Regions from separate parts of the Homo sapiens genome. Here region 1 is linked to region 2. A link is a contact called in ENCODE Hi-C data. All regions are on one chromosome and are shown on one strand. Each heading gives the region's core, a stretch centred on a gene start or an enhancer-like site at or near the end of the contact. The rest is flanking DNA. Distances are from core to core; before and after follow the strand shown. Region 1 holds the start of GAB3 (GRB2 associated binding protein 3). Region 2 holds the start of TMEM187 (transmembrane protein 187).

Region 1 (6,070 bases), core at 2,569-5,068, 780 kb before region 2:
TTTGTCATGAGTTCTGTCAAATGCTCGTTCTGCATCAACTGATAAATCATGTGATTTTTCTTCTTTTGTCTGTTAATGTACTGTATTGCATTAATTGGTTTTCAAATATTGAACAAGCCTTGCATCTCTGAGATGCATGGTGTATAATTATTTTTATGTATTTGTGGATTCTATTTGCTAGTATTTTTCTAAGGATTTTTGTGTCTATATTCATGAGGCATATTGGCATGTAGCCTTCTTTTTTTAACTTTTTCTGGTTTTGGAAGTATCAGAGTAATACTGGCTTTATAGAATGAATTGAGAAGTGTTTGATTTGGACTTATGACAACAATTTTGTGCAATCTCTTATTTATTTAGAGATGAGGTCTTCCTATGTTGCTCAGGCTGGTCTCAAACTCCTGAGCTCAAGGGATCCTCCTGCCTCATCCTCCCACAGGGCTGGGATTACAGGTGTGAATCACCATACCTGACCAATTTTGGGCAATTTTAAATACAACAATAATGGATATGATGAAAGACTATCACTGATAATAATAAAGTCAAATTTCATATTCCACATGAAAATTAGATGATTTTAACTCATAGAGAAGTCGTTTATGGATGCCTATAGAGGAAAAAGAGTGTTCCCCTATCTGAACTTGTGCCATGGCACTCCAGGCCTTTAATTCACATACTTCTTAGATTTATTAAATCAAGAGGTGGGTGGGAGGTGGGAGATATAGGAAGGTGCAGTCCTTTTCCTCATTACTGACTCTCACACACATTTGAAGCTGTTTCCCCTGCCTGTCTATGATCCAGAGTTTTCTTTTCAAATTTTCTTTTCATAGCAAATAAGTTAGATGCATAGTCACTTTGACTCATCATGATGAAATTGAGATAGAAACTCTTCTGTAATAGTAGGCATTTATTTTCACAAGTTTGTAGTTATAAGATTTACAGAAGTTAATGAACTGTGAAACAAAGTGTATTTTAAACAAAAAATAAATGGGGAAGCCACAAAGGGAATGCAGGTGCCAAAAATCACTTGCTATTCAAATTCTCTCCTCTCCCCAGGCTAGAGTGCAGAGAAGCTAAGATGGGTTTCCATGAAAGGAACAATTTCGATTTCTCTGGCAGTGAGAACAGGGTACCCTAAAAGATACGGGAATAGTTACTCATATCACATCTTTATTTAACCCATCTGGCTAGTCTGGAGATTAGTAGTGGGTAATTGTAGAATTAATCAGGCTGTGATTCGAACTGAAGCTGCTATTCCAGATGATGCTGTTTTCCTACAGCAAATCAACATAGCCCCCTGGCACCTGGGATACAGCTATTCCTTTGCCAAATGTTATTTTTTCCCATTCAGCAGAGAACACTAGAAGCAGCTTACTTTCATCTAGCGGGAACAGAAGTACAACCTTAGGACTATATCTATTCTCTGGCTCACTGTCATAATCCACGTTGAATGGAGCTTGATTGTTGTGAATGTTGTGCTGGTTTATTACACTGATGACATATGTACTGGACCTGATGATCTAGAGGTAGCGAATACTCTAGATGCTTTATTAAGATACAAGTACACCACAGGGCAGGAGATAAGCCCCATGAAAACTCAAGAGCCTGAACCTCAGCAAAGTTTTTAGATGGTCTGGACCACGTTGGGTATTCAACATGTTGTTGTACCGCTTACCACCTACCACTCAGAAAGAGGCACGGCATTTGGTGTGGATGTTTGAATTTTGTAGGCAACATATGCTACATTTAATTGTGCCGCACCAATGCACTCAGCAAGTCATCTGTAGGGTTGCATGTTTTCGGGGAGAGATCCAGGGCAAGAAAAGGCTCTGTGACAGGTCCAGGCCACTTGACCCTTATGACCATGTAGATTCAACAGGTACAGGACCTTTGACACACTGGGAGGCTACACGGAGCCTCTGGCAAGTCCCAGTAGGAGAAACACACAGCAAAGCCCTAGAGTTTTGAAGTAAACCATGCCCTCTACCACAAAAGAAGTATTTTCCTTTTGACCAACAGCTTCCAGCTTGCTCCTGGGCTGTGGCAAAGTCTGAATGCTTGACCATGGGGCACCAAAGAACCATGGAACTTCAGCTGCCACTGATAAATTTGGTGCTATTTCATCCTCTTTTGGAAGTGGAATATTTGAGACCAGACTCAAGCAGGTCTGGAAGGTACAGGAAAGTTGCTAGAGCAGGTGGCTCACATCTTTGTGGCCCCTGCTGCTGCATGATCACCATTCCCTGGACTTACACCCAGAATGTCGTAGGGAGTTCCTCATGACCAGGTCTATCGGTCAAGGTTTCAAAAGGAAGCAAACAGTAGACTCAAGGGGTTGAAATGAGGAAAGTATAATTAAGGGATTTTTTTTTTAACAGAGGTGTAAGCAAGACTTAGAGAATTAGCAATGCATAGTGGGGCTCTCAGGGACTGGCAACAGTTGATATGGCCACAGCCACTGCTAAGTGCTCAAGCTGCCCACAGGCAGAGACAAACAATGAACCCTTAATAACAGCATTCCCTGGGGGGACCAGACAGCCACCTGGACTGCCATCTGGAAGGGGCAGCAATTTTTTCTCACTTGAACAGGTACTAATTTTGTACATGGATTCGCTTTTTTAAAATTCACATTTCTGCTGGCACTCCTGCCCATTGACTTACTGAACCCATTATTCACACTGACATTATCTCACACAAGAAAATCATTATAAGCCAGTGTGCGCATGCTGATGGACTCCACTGGTGTTACCATGTTAGCTCATCACCCTGAAGCATCTGGCCTGATAGGATGGGAGGTTGGTCATTCTGTTGAAGATGCTAGCAAACGTCACATAGATGATACCCACAAAAAGCAGAGGGTGGTGCTTAAGTGGATGGGCTCTTGACACAGCTCTGGCTGCCTATGGATGATTTTCTCGTGTGGCTCTCGACAAGTGACACTGTCATCCTGTTTTTCATTTTAGTAACCTGCAAAATTGAGATAATAATAAGAGCCCTTTGACAGGGTGTTGTGTGGATTCAATGAGATAACGCCTGGAAAGTGCTTAGCACAATCGCTGGCATGGTGTTAGCTTGGCAGTAAGGAAGGTCACAAGTGTTAGGTGCTCATGATTGTTATTTTTACTTAGCGTGGTCAGCACACTAGTTGGCACAATCGACTTTAGATCCATCTTTTAAAACCTTCGAGTCAAAGAGATTGCAAACAGCACTACCTTTTGAGTTTGGGTCATTTGGGTTCATTAAGACATTTAGACCGTTTAGCCGGCAAAGCTTATCACTGAATACAACGATCTTTGGGGGAGGGACATAGAAAACACACTACTGTGCAAGCAATCAAGTGGAATAGGGAAGTCCAAGAGGAGTCTTGCTTTTGTTTCTCCGTGAACTATGCACATGGCAGATGCAGGTGGTACTTGGGTTTCAGCTCCAGGGTCCCTGAGACCCAGGGACCAGCCCGTTTGGCGTGGCGGATTGGGGATGGGGCATGAGGGCAACAGGTTCCAGGCTGTGCTCCCATTAGGTCGCAGGGCTCCTTCCGAGCGCTTTCTCGTGACCCTGGGTGAGAGTGGCAGGCGCCCTGCTGCGTAGGCTCCCCCCCCCACACCCCCCCCCCGGGCACAGCCGCTGGCGGAGCTGCAGTTGCTCGAAGGGGCTTCCCAGGCTTCGCTGCTTGCTTTTCCCGCCGTCTTGGGTTGCGGGCGGCGTCGGTTCCCTCCCCGGGGGCCGCGGCGGCCGGAGGCGGGGGTCGCAGCGGCCGCTCGGGGCGGCGCTGGGCGGGCGGGCGCTGGGCCCGCCCCGCCGGCATCCTTGGCCCGACTTCCTTCTGCCGCGGGCGGCTGGCCCAGCTGGAGGAAGCGGCGGCGGCGGCCACGATGAGTGCGGGCGACGCAGTGTGCACCGGCTGGCTCGTTAAGTCGCCCCCCGAGAGGAAGCTACAGCGCTACGTGAGTAGGGGCGCCGCCACCCGCCCGGCCTTCGCGTCCCGGGGCACCCGCCCGCGGGGCGGCCGCGGGGAGCCGCTGGGCTCCGGGCGCGCCAGGCGCAGCCGCTCCCAGCGCCCGGGACTGCGGGCGAGGCCGACGGACGGAAACCGAAATCGCACGTCGAGCCAGCTTCGCCGCTGTGCTAGGCAGCGGGCCGGAGACCAGGTGGCGCCTGCCCGCGGGGCTCAGGGACTCCAGACCGCCGCTGACTCTAGCGGAGGGAGGCGGGTTGGGGCTGAAACCTCAGGCGCCACTCTCCGTACAGGAGCGGCCAGGGAGACATCTCGAAAGCGTGCCCCTTTCTTTGGCTGGGGGTGGCTCTGAGACCCATCGCCCCGCGAAGGAGACGCGGCAGGGGATAGGGAGACTGACAGCCAGAGGGGAATTGCCTGCATTCCCCCTGGACCGTAAGGAGTAAGGAGTGCTGCTCTTGTAGCTGTCATCGGACACTGCTGTCTGGAACCCTACACAGTGTAACTCGTTTCTCATCGTGTAACTCCTTTCAGCTTCTTCTTAATGCTGACACCGCGCTTTTATAGTGCCAGCTGGACAACTGACTTTTACTAATATGAAATTAGGAATACTTGGAAGAGCGAATCTTCCTACCTATTCCATTACCGTTTTAAGATGTACTATCGACACCTCAAACGTTCATTATCTCCATCAGCGTCCTCACGATAAGGTCTTAAAAACATTCTGCTTAAAGACCTGATTGCTACTCAGTGTTTTTCAGCCATTAGGAAGAACCACTTCAGTCCCCAGGGAGTTGCATATAAATAGCTATTAGGACTTCTTGCTTTTTTTAGGCTGGGAGTAGCTGGATGGATTCATCTTGTTCTTAATTCCTAATTTCTCTGCAACTTCACTGCACGGTGGTAGGAACAAACTCGCGCATGTCTGCGCTCATCCAAAGCAGCCCACCCCAAATGTGGTTCAGCCTTGTGCTCTTGTCTATACAGTGCTCTCAAACTGCTGTCCTCTTCTGGCCAAATTTCACAACTGTTTTTGTTCCCACATAGATGAGGCACATATTGTGTGGAAGTTCAAGAGGTGGGATTATAAAAAGACTTTAATAATGTATGAATACTTCCAGAATGTGTGGCAGGAGATTTTCCTGAACATAGAGTTGCTCAAGCCCTCTTTCCCCATTCACATCGGGCTAGACAGTGTGTGTTTCTCTCTTAGGGGTCTTTGAAAAGATTTTTGTTGTTTGTTCTGCAGAACAGAACTTTAGAGGAAGGTTGTTCTATTTAGCACGTGAATATCAGGAGTGCATAAATACTGAGATTTCTCTAAGTGCCAGTGTGTCCCTACATCATTTGCTTTTGAGTCCAGGAGTCCATAAGCACAGGGTCCAATATCTCTTGGCCTCTGCATTATCCAGCTGCTTCCTTAACTGTGAAGCTACTCAAAGGAGGCAAGAGAAGAAAACCTGCTCCCATCACCTGCATGAGCAGGTGAGGCTTTTGTCACACAGTAGTGCTTGCAGTGTTGACTCAGGATGGGTTTCCTTGTTGTCCTTTGGAATGACAGACATTTTAAAGGTTCACTATACAATTTCAGTAGATGATACAGAAAGATGCCCCTGGAGGGCAAAGATTATAGAATATTTTATTTCCCAGTCTTTTTTTGTATCTTAAGCAGACTGGCTTAGGGAAGTTTATTAGTATTTCATCAACTTTGGGAAGGCATGAGTGTGTGTGCCTATTATCACACGCGGTTCATTCCTTTAGGGGATGTGGCAAGAGTGGACACTGCGCAGCTTAGAGATATGTGGGGCGTGTGATGATGGGGCAGTGACTAGACTTAAGACACAAGAGTACCTAGGTGTCATCTTACCAACACTCCAAGACATAAACCTTGATGTTTGGGAACTGTCTCTAAGAAAGATCATATCTAGTCAATGCTTTTTTCGCTGACAGGCATCTGTCCCTGGAACACACCACAGAAAGAATTCTTTTTCCTCTCATAGCTAAATTCTGCAGGAATCTTTTTCACCACTAGATGGTGATCATGTGTCACTTCGACGGGGCCTGGATAGGGCTGTTACAGCTGCTTAAATTCAATTCCTGTCACTCCCTCCCGTTAAC
Region 2 (6,072 bases), core at 3,573-6,072:
CAGTGGCAGGATCTCGGCTCACTGCAACCTCCGCCTCCCGGGTTCAAGCGATTCTCCTGCCTCAGCCTCCCGAGTAGCTGGAAGTACAGGCGGGCCATCACGCCCGGCTAATTTTTGTATTTTAGTAGAGATGGGATTTTGCCATATCGGCTGGGGTGGTATTGAACTCCTGACCTCAACTGATCTGTCCCCCTCAGCCTCCCAAAGTGCCGGGATTACAGGCGTGAACCACTGTGCCCAGCCTATTTTATTATTTTTAATAGCATATAGAGTGACATTTTGATACATGTATATAATGTATAATGATCAAACAAGGTAATTAGCATATCCATCACCTGGAACATTTATCATTTCTTTGTGTTGGGAACATTCCAAATCCTTTCTTATAGTCTTTTGAAAATACACAAGAAATTGTAGTTAACAGTGCTCACCCTACAGTGCAGAACAGCAGGATCCATTCATGCTATGAAGCTGGCATTTTGTATTTGTTATCCGACTCCTCCGAATCTTTCCCTACTCTCTAATCTTTCCAGCTTCTAATACCCACTATGCTTCTATTTCCATGAGCTTGATTTTTTAAATATTTTACATAAGAATTAACACATACAATATTTATCTTTCTGTTCCTGGCTTATTTCACTTAACATAACGTCCTCTAGGCTCATCCATGTTGCCACAAATAACAAGATTTATCTTATTAGTTTGTTTATTTCTTTGAGACAGGGTCTCGTTCTGTCTCCCAGGCTGAGTGCAGTGGTGTGATTGCAGCTCACTGCAGCCTCCACCTCCCAGGCTCAAGTGGTCCTCTCACTTCAGCCTCCCAGGTAAATGGGACCACAGGCATGTTACCATGCCTGGCAAATTTTTAAATTTTTTTTGAAAGACAGGGTCTTGCTATGTTGCCCAGACTGGTCTCAAACTCCTAGGCTCAAGCGACCCTCTCACCTTGGCCTCCCAAAGTGCTGGGATTACAGGCGTGAGTTACTGCACCCAGCCAATAGTTTTTTATTTTTTTTATTTTTTATAGTTGGTTTTGGTTTTTTTTGAGACAGGGTCTCGCTCTGTCACCCAGGCTGGAGTGCAGTGGCACAATCTCGGCTCACCACAGCCTGCGTCTCCCAGGTTCAAGCAATTCTCCTGCCTCAGCCTCCCAAGTAGCTGGGATTATAGGCGCCTGCCACCACACCTGGCTAATTCTTGTATTTTTGGTAGAGATGGGGTTTCGCCATGTTGGCCAGGCTGGTCTCGAACTCCTGATCTCAGGTGATCTGGCCGTCTTGGCCTCCCAAAGTACTGGGATTACAGGCTTGAAACACCGCGCCCGCCAACAGTTTATTTTTAAATGGCTCAATAATATTCCATCATGTATCTATACCACATTTTCTTTACATATCAATCCACTGGTGGACACTTAGATTGCTTCCATATCTTAGCTATTATAAGTAGTACAAAGGCACGAAGAACCTACATTGGGGAAAGGATGGTCTCTTCAATAAATGGCACTGGGAAAATTGGATAAGTATGTGAAGAAGAATGAAAACTAGGCCCCTATCTCTCACCACACACAGTAATCAACTCAACATGGATTAAAGACTTAAAAGTAAGACCTGAAACTATAAAGCTACTAGAAGAGGCCAGCGCGGTGGCTCACACCTGTAATCCCAGCACACTGGGAGGTTGAGGCGGGCAGATCACTTAAGGTCAGGAGTTCTAGACCAGCCTGGCCAACACAGTGCAACCCCGTCTCTACTAAAAATACAAAAAGTAGCCGGGCGTGGTGGCGCACATCTGTAATCCCAGTTACTCAGGGGGCTGGGGCAGGAGAAATGCTTGAACCCAAGAGGAGGAGGTTGCAGTGAGCCAAGATCACACCACTGCACTCCAGCCTGGGGCGACAGAGCAAGACTCTGTCTTTAAAAAAAAAAAAAAAAAAAAAAAAAAAAAAAGGCTGGGTGTGGTGGCTCACACCTGTAATCCCAGCACACTGGGAGGCTGAGGCGGGCAGATCACCTGAGGTCAGGAGTTCCAGCCCAGCCTGTCCAACATGGTGAAACCCCATCTCTACTAAAAGTATAAAAATTAGCCAGGGTGGTGGCATGCGCCTGTAATCCCAGCTACTTGTGAGGGTGTGGCAGGAGAATCGCTTGATCCCAGGAGGCTAAGGTTGCAGTGAGCCAAGATTGTGCCACTGCACTCCAGCCTGGGTTTCAGAGTGAGACTGTGTCTCAAAAAATAAATAAATAAATAAATACAAATAATAAAATAAATAAAATAAAACTACTAGAAGAAAATGGGGAAATGCTCCAGGAAAGATTTTATGGCTAAGACCCCAAAATCACAGGCAACAAAAACAAAAACAGACAAATGGGAGTATATTAAAGTAAAAAGCTTTTGCACAGCACAGAAGCAATCAACAATGAAGAGACAATATAGGAGAAAATATTTGCAAATGATTCATGTGACAAGCACTGTTTATTTTTGAGGTGCAATGTCCATCTGCCCTACTGCAATTTAGGCCCCAAATGGGTGGGACAGGGTCTGATTCCTTGCTCTTCCTCAGATGCCCAGTGAAGCCCTGCTCAATTTCAATTCAATTATATTAAAGAACAAAGCCAGCACCTCTGCTCCCTTTTACCAGTCCTGTTTGCTATTTCACTTCTCAAGCAGGTCCTGGGGCCCACCGCATCCTCCTGGGCCTCATTCTCAGCCTTCTTGCCTTGGAGTTCCGTTGCTGAGGAGGGCCACCAGGCTTGGCATGTGGGTGCCCCATTGCCCTCTGAAGCATGGTGTTGCCACACAGGAACCACAGTCCTCACTATCACTCCATACGTCCTTGCTTCACACAAGCCTGCCATCTCAGCATGGGGCACCCGAACTCCTCCTGCCCCGTCCTCCCAGTCAAAAAAGCCTCTGGGTCCAGGGGTGTGCACACCGCAGCCCCAGCATCTTTGAGCAGCCCTGGATGGGATCATGTCTGCCCTGGCTTTCCACCCTTCCATGACCAGCTTCCCATTCCATGTCCTGGATCATGTCCCAAAGTCTTGGCCAGACTTAAAGTGCCATCCCCATCCAGCCCTGTGAGCTCCTCAGGCCCAGCTCTGTCCTGGAAGCCCTTTGCCCACTTCGCCTGGCCATTGCCCTTGACTCAGCTGTCATTTCCTCTCAGGCACTTCCCCGTTCAGCTCCTGACTCCAGCTGAGACACCAGCTGAGGCCCCGCATGGCGTCTACAGGTCCTTCCCTGCACCCACCTAGGGCCCCATGGCACCCATGCTAGTCTGACCCTCCTGCCTGCCAGCAAGCAGGGCGGAGAGCTGGAACAAGAGTCAAACACTGTCAACTTGATCGAGGAAGAACTCCAGGAAGGGCATGGAAAGCAACTCCTCTTTCCGGCTGCAGGGGTTCAGTCTATCTGACCGGGGGTACGGGCTGACAGTGACCATGTAATCAAAGCACCTGTCCAAGACCCCCAGGAAAACCGAGCTGGTTACCTTATAGCCTAGCTTCCCTGTACCTTTGAATTGCCATGATCCTTATTATGTGACACTCAAATCTCGTCACAGCTTCCCCCAGCGCCTGGCATGGGAAAGCCAACACCTCAACAGCACTGGCCCCTGGGTCTGGGGTCTTTCAGGGAAGCCCTGGGAAGCCTGACAATCTCCTGGCTAAAGGCCCCAGACTCTCCCGCACGCGTTTAAACAGCAGGCACTGTCACCTCCAGGCCTTTAGCATTTATGGTTAGTTATGTCCCCCGCTCCGCATGACCTTTCTTGCTGTCTTTCTGTGGATAAAGGAATATCAATTAACATTAATTTAGCTTCTGGACTGATTCCAGGCAAGGCCCTTGGAAACCAGCAGCTGCTTTTGTGTGTGTGTGTGTGTGTGTGTGTGTTTTTGAGACAGGGTCTTGCTCTGTCGCCCAGGCTGGAGCAGTGGCGCGATCTCAGCTCACTGCAGCCCTGAACTCCCTGGCTCAAGCCATCCTCCCACCTCAGCGTTCCAAGTACCTGGGACCACAGGCGTGTGCCACCATGCCTCCGGGTCTCGCTATGTTGCCCCGGCTAGGCTCAAGCAATCCTCCCACCTCAGCCTTCCAAAGTGTTGGGATTACAGGCATGAGCCAACGCATCAGGCCTTAGTTTTCTTATTTACCATGGGTGGGGGACTTGGGGACATATGTGAGGTAACTAGCCAAGGTCACAAAGAGCAGGTGGTGGCACAGACAGGCAAGAATTCTTCTCTTTGTCCCTTCTCAAATGGATACTTCCAACTGCATGAACTAAAACACAGACGATTACAAAATACATGTAATATGTTGAGAGGCGACTTTAAAAATATTGTTGAAAATGTGTGAGAGGGTGACGTGTGCTTCTTTACTAACGCATTAAATTACAAGGTCTTCCAGCAGGACGCATAACTTCAGTAACTTCAAAGTAATAATTCTGCCCGCCGGTAGATCTGGTAGATCTTGTAATTTAACTGAACTTCTAGACGTTTACAACAAAAGCCACAGGCTCTGACAGGACCGGTCTGTCCATTTCTACTGGCGACTGCCGCTCCCGGGCAGCAGCTTGGGTCCCCGCGCTGCGGCCTGCGCGTGGCAGGGCGGATGCCGCCGCCGCCGCCGCCGCCGCCGCGCCCGGGCGGCCTCCTAGAGGAGGCGAAACGTGGGGGCGAGGCCGGGACCCACCTCCCAGGGCTGCGGTGAGCACTTACAGTATTGGCGCGAAAAGGCCAGCTATCACCATACGGGTATTTCGCCTCACTCGCCTCGCTGGGGGAAATTCAAATCTCCGAAAAGGGAGGATCCGAGCAGCGCCGGTGCGCCTGCGCGCAGGGCGGGACTCGAAGCCTGGGAAGCGGGCGGGGCGAGGTGACGCGAGATGACGCGGACGCCTCCCGCGGTCGCCCGCCCGGCTCGTGCGCCACCGGCCCGACTGCGGGCCTCTCGGCAGTGGGGGCGGCCGAGCGCGCGGCGGTCTGGGGCGCGCGGCCCGGCTCATTTTGCTGCGGCGCGGGCGGAGGCGGTGGCGCCCGAGGGCGGGCCCCGCAGCCTGGGAGCCTGGGAGCGGGCGGAGGCTCCACCCCCGGGCGCCGGCGCTCGGCTGCGTCGCCTCCCACTGTCGCCCCGCCCCCGGCTCCCCCGCGGCGCGCCTCGGGCCGCCTCCTGCGGCTGCTGGGTGTGCAGGGCGCGAAAATGCTCGCTTCCCGGCCGCAGGCGCGGCTGCAGTGGCTGTTCGCCAACCCCGGCCACCTGCGTGCCGCTGTCCCCAGTGCTGGTTAAAGGCAGTTCTTCGGGCGTGCGTCCCTTATCAACCCGAGAGACCGTTCCCAAGGGGGCGGGGCCGAGCGCGTCGGAGGGGTTAGCAGTCTCATCCGGGCATTTCCGAGATGCCGCCGCCGCCATCTTTGTTTTGTGCTGAAAGTCGCTATTGACGCCCGCGGACGGCCGGGCGAGGGGAAGTGGCAAGATGGCGGCTCCCAGGGCGGAGGCGTGGAGGCTCGCCCGGTGGGGGGGCCGTGGGGCGGGGCGCGCCTGCGCCTGCACCTGATCTGAGCGCGACTCGAGCTTTAGCCCAGCGCGCGGCAGCGCCGACCCCCACCCCCGCCGCGAGGCAGCGCAGGGGTCCTTTAAGAGGCTTGGGCCCAGGGGCGAAGCGGTGCGAGGGCGAGTGGGGGGAAGCGGTGACGTCACCCGGCTCCGCCTCCTCGCCCGACCGCCGGCGCCGCTGCCGCCATGTTTAGTTGTTACTTCTTCACACAAGATGGCGGCTCCCAGGGAGGAGGCATGAGCGCCCTGCCGTTACCGCTTCTTCTGCCGTACAGTTGCCGCTTCGGGGCCTAACTCTAGCTCTTTGAAGCGGCTCCTGTGGGAAGGAGTCATAAGGCGGGAAGTGAGGATCGGACACCGCCTTGAGTTTGGTGTGCAGTGGAAGAACTGACCTAGGAGGAAGAGAATAGGGGGGAACGGGGAGCTAGTCTCAAGATGGCGGCTCCCACGGCGGCAGGCGCAGCCTGAGCAGCAGAGGCGGACTAAGGGGAGAGGCGCGAGACTTCACAAGCCGTACGGCGC

Evidence for each region. Hi-C counts contacts between places; a loop is a spot of excess contacts on that map. Pooled maps may share reads with other maps.
Region 1: a loop to region 2 is called in a map of Right ventricle myocardium inferior, with 6 times the contacts of the local background. The contact joins the promoter of GAB3 here to the promoter of TMEM187 in region 2. A Hi-C loop is called at or near these places in 1 of 168 maps with a recorded cell type or tissue (Right ventricle myocardium inferior) and 4 of 50 pooled maps.

What each region holds. Positions count from the first base shown.
Region 1 is chrX:154,748,825-154,754,894 of GRCh38, reverse strand. GAB3 (GRB2 associated binding protein 3) reads left to right here and starts at 3,818. Exons shown (of 10, transcript NM_001081573.3): 1 at 3,818-3,941. The coding sequence starts at 3,870. RefSeq lists silencers at 3,863-3,942, 4,113-4,172.
Region 2 is chrX:153,971,504-153,977,575 of GRCh38, reverse strand. It overlaps TMEM187 (transmembrane protein 187), which reads right to left and starts at 4,822. Exons shown (of 2, transcript NM_003492.3): 1 at 4,716-4,822. HCFC1 (host cell factor C1) reads left to right here and starts at 5,758. Exons shown (of 26, transcript NM_005334.3): 1 at 5,758-6,072. RefSeq lists silencers at 4,538-4,647, 4,758-5,207, 5,438-5,677 and an enhancer at 5,908-6,072.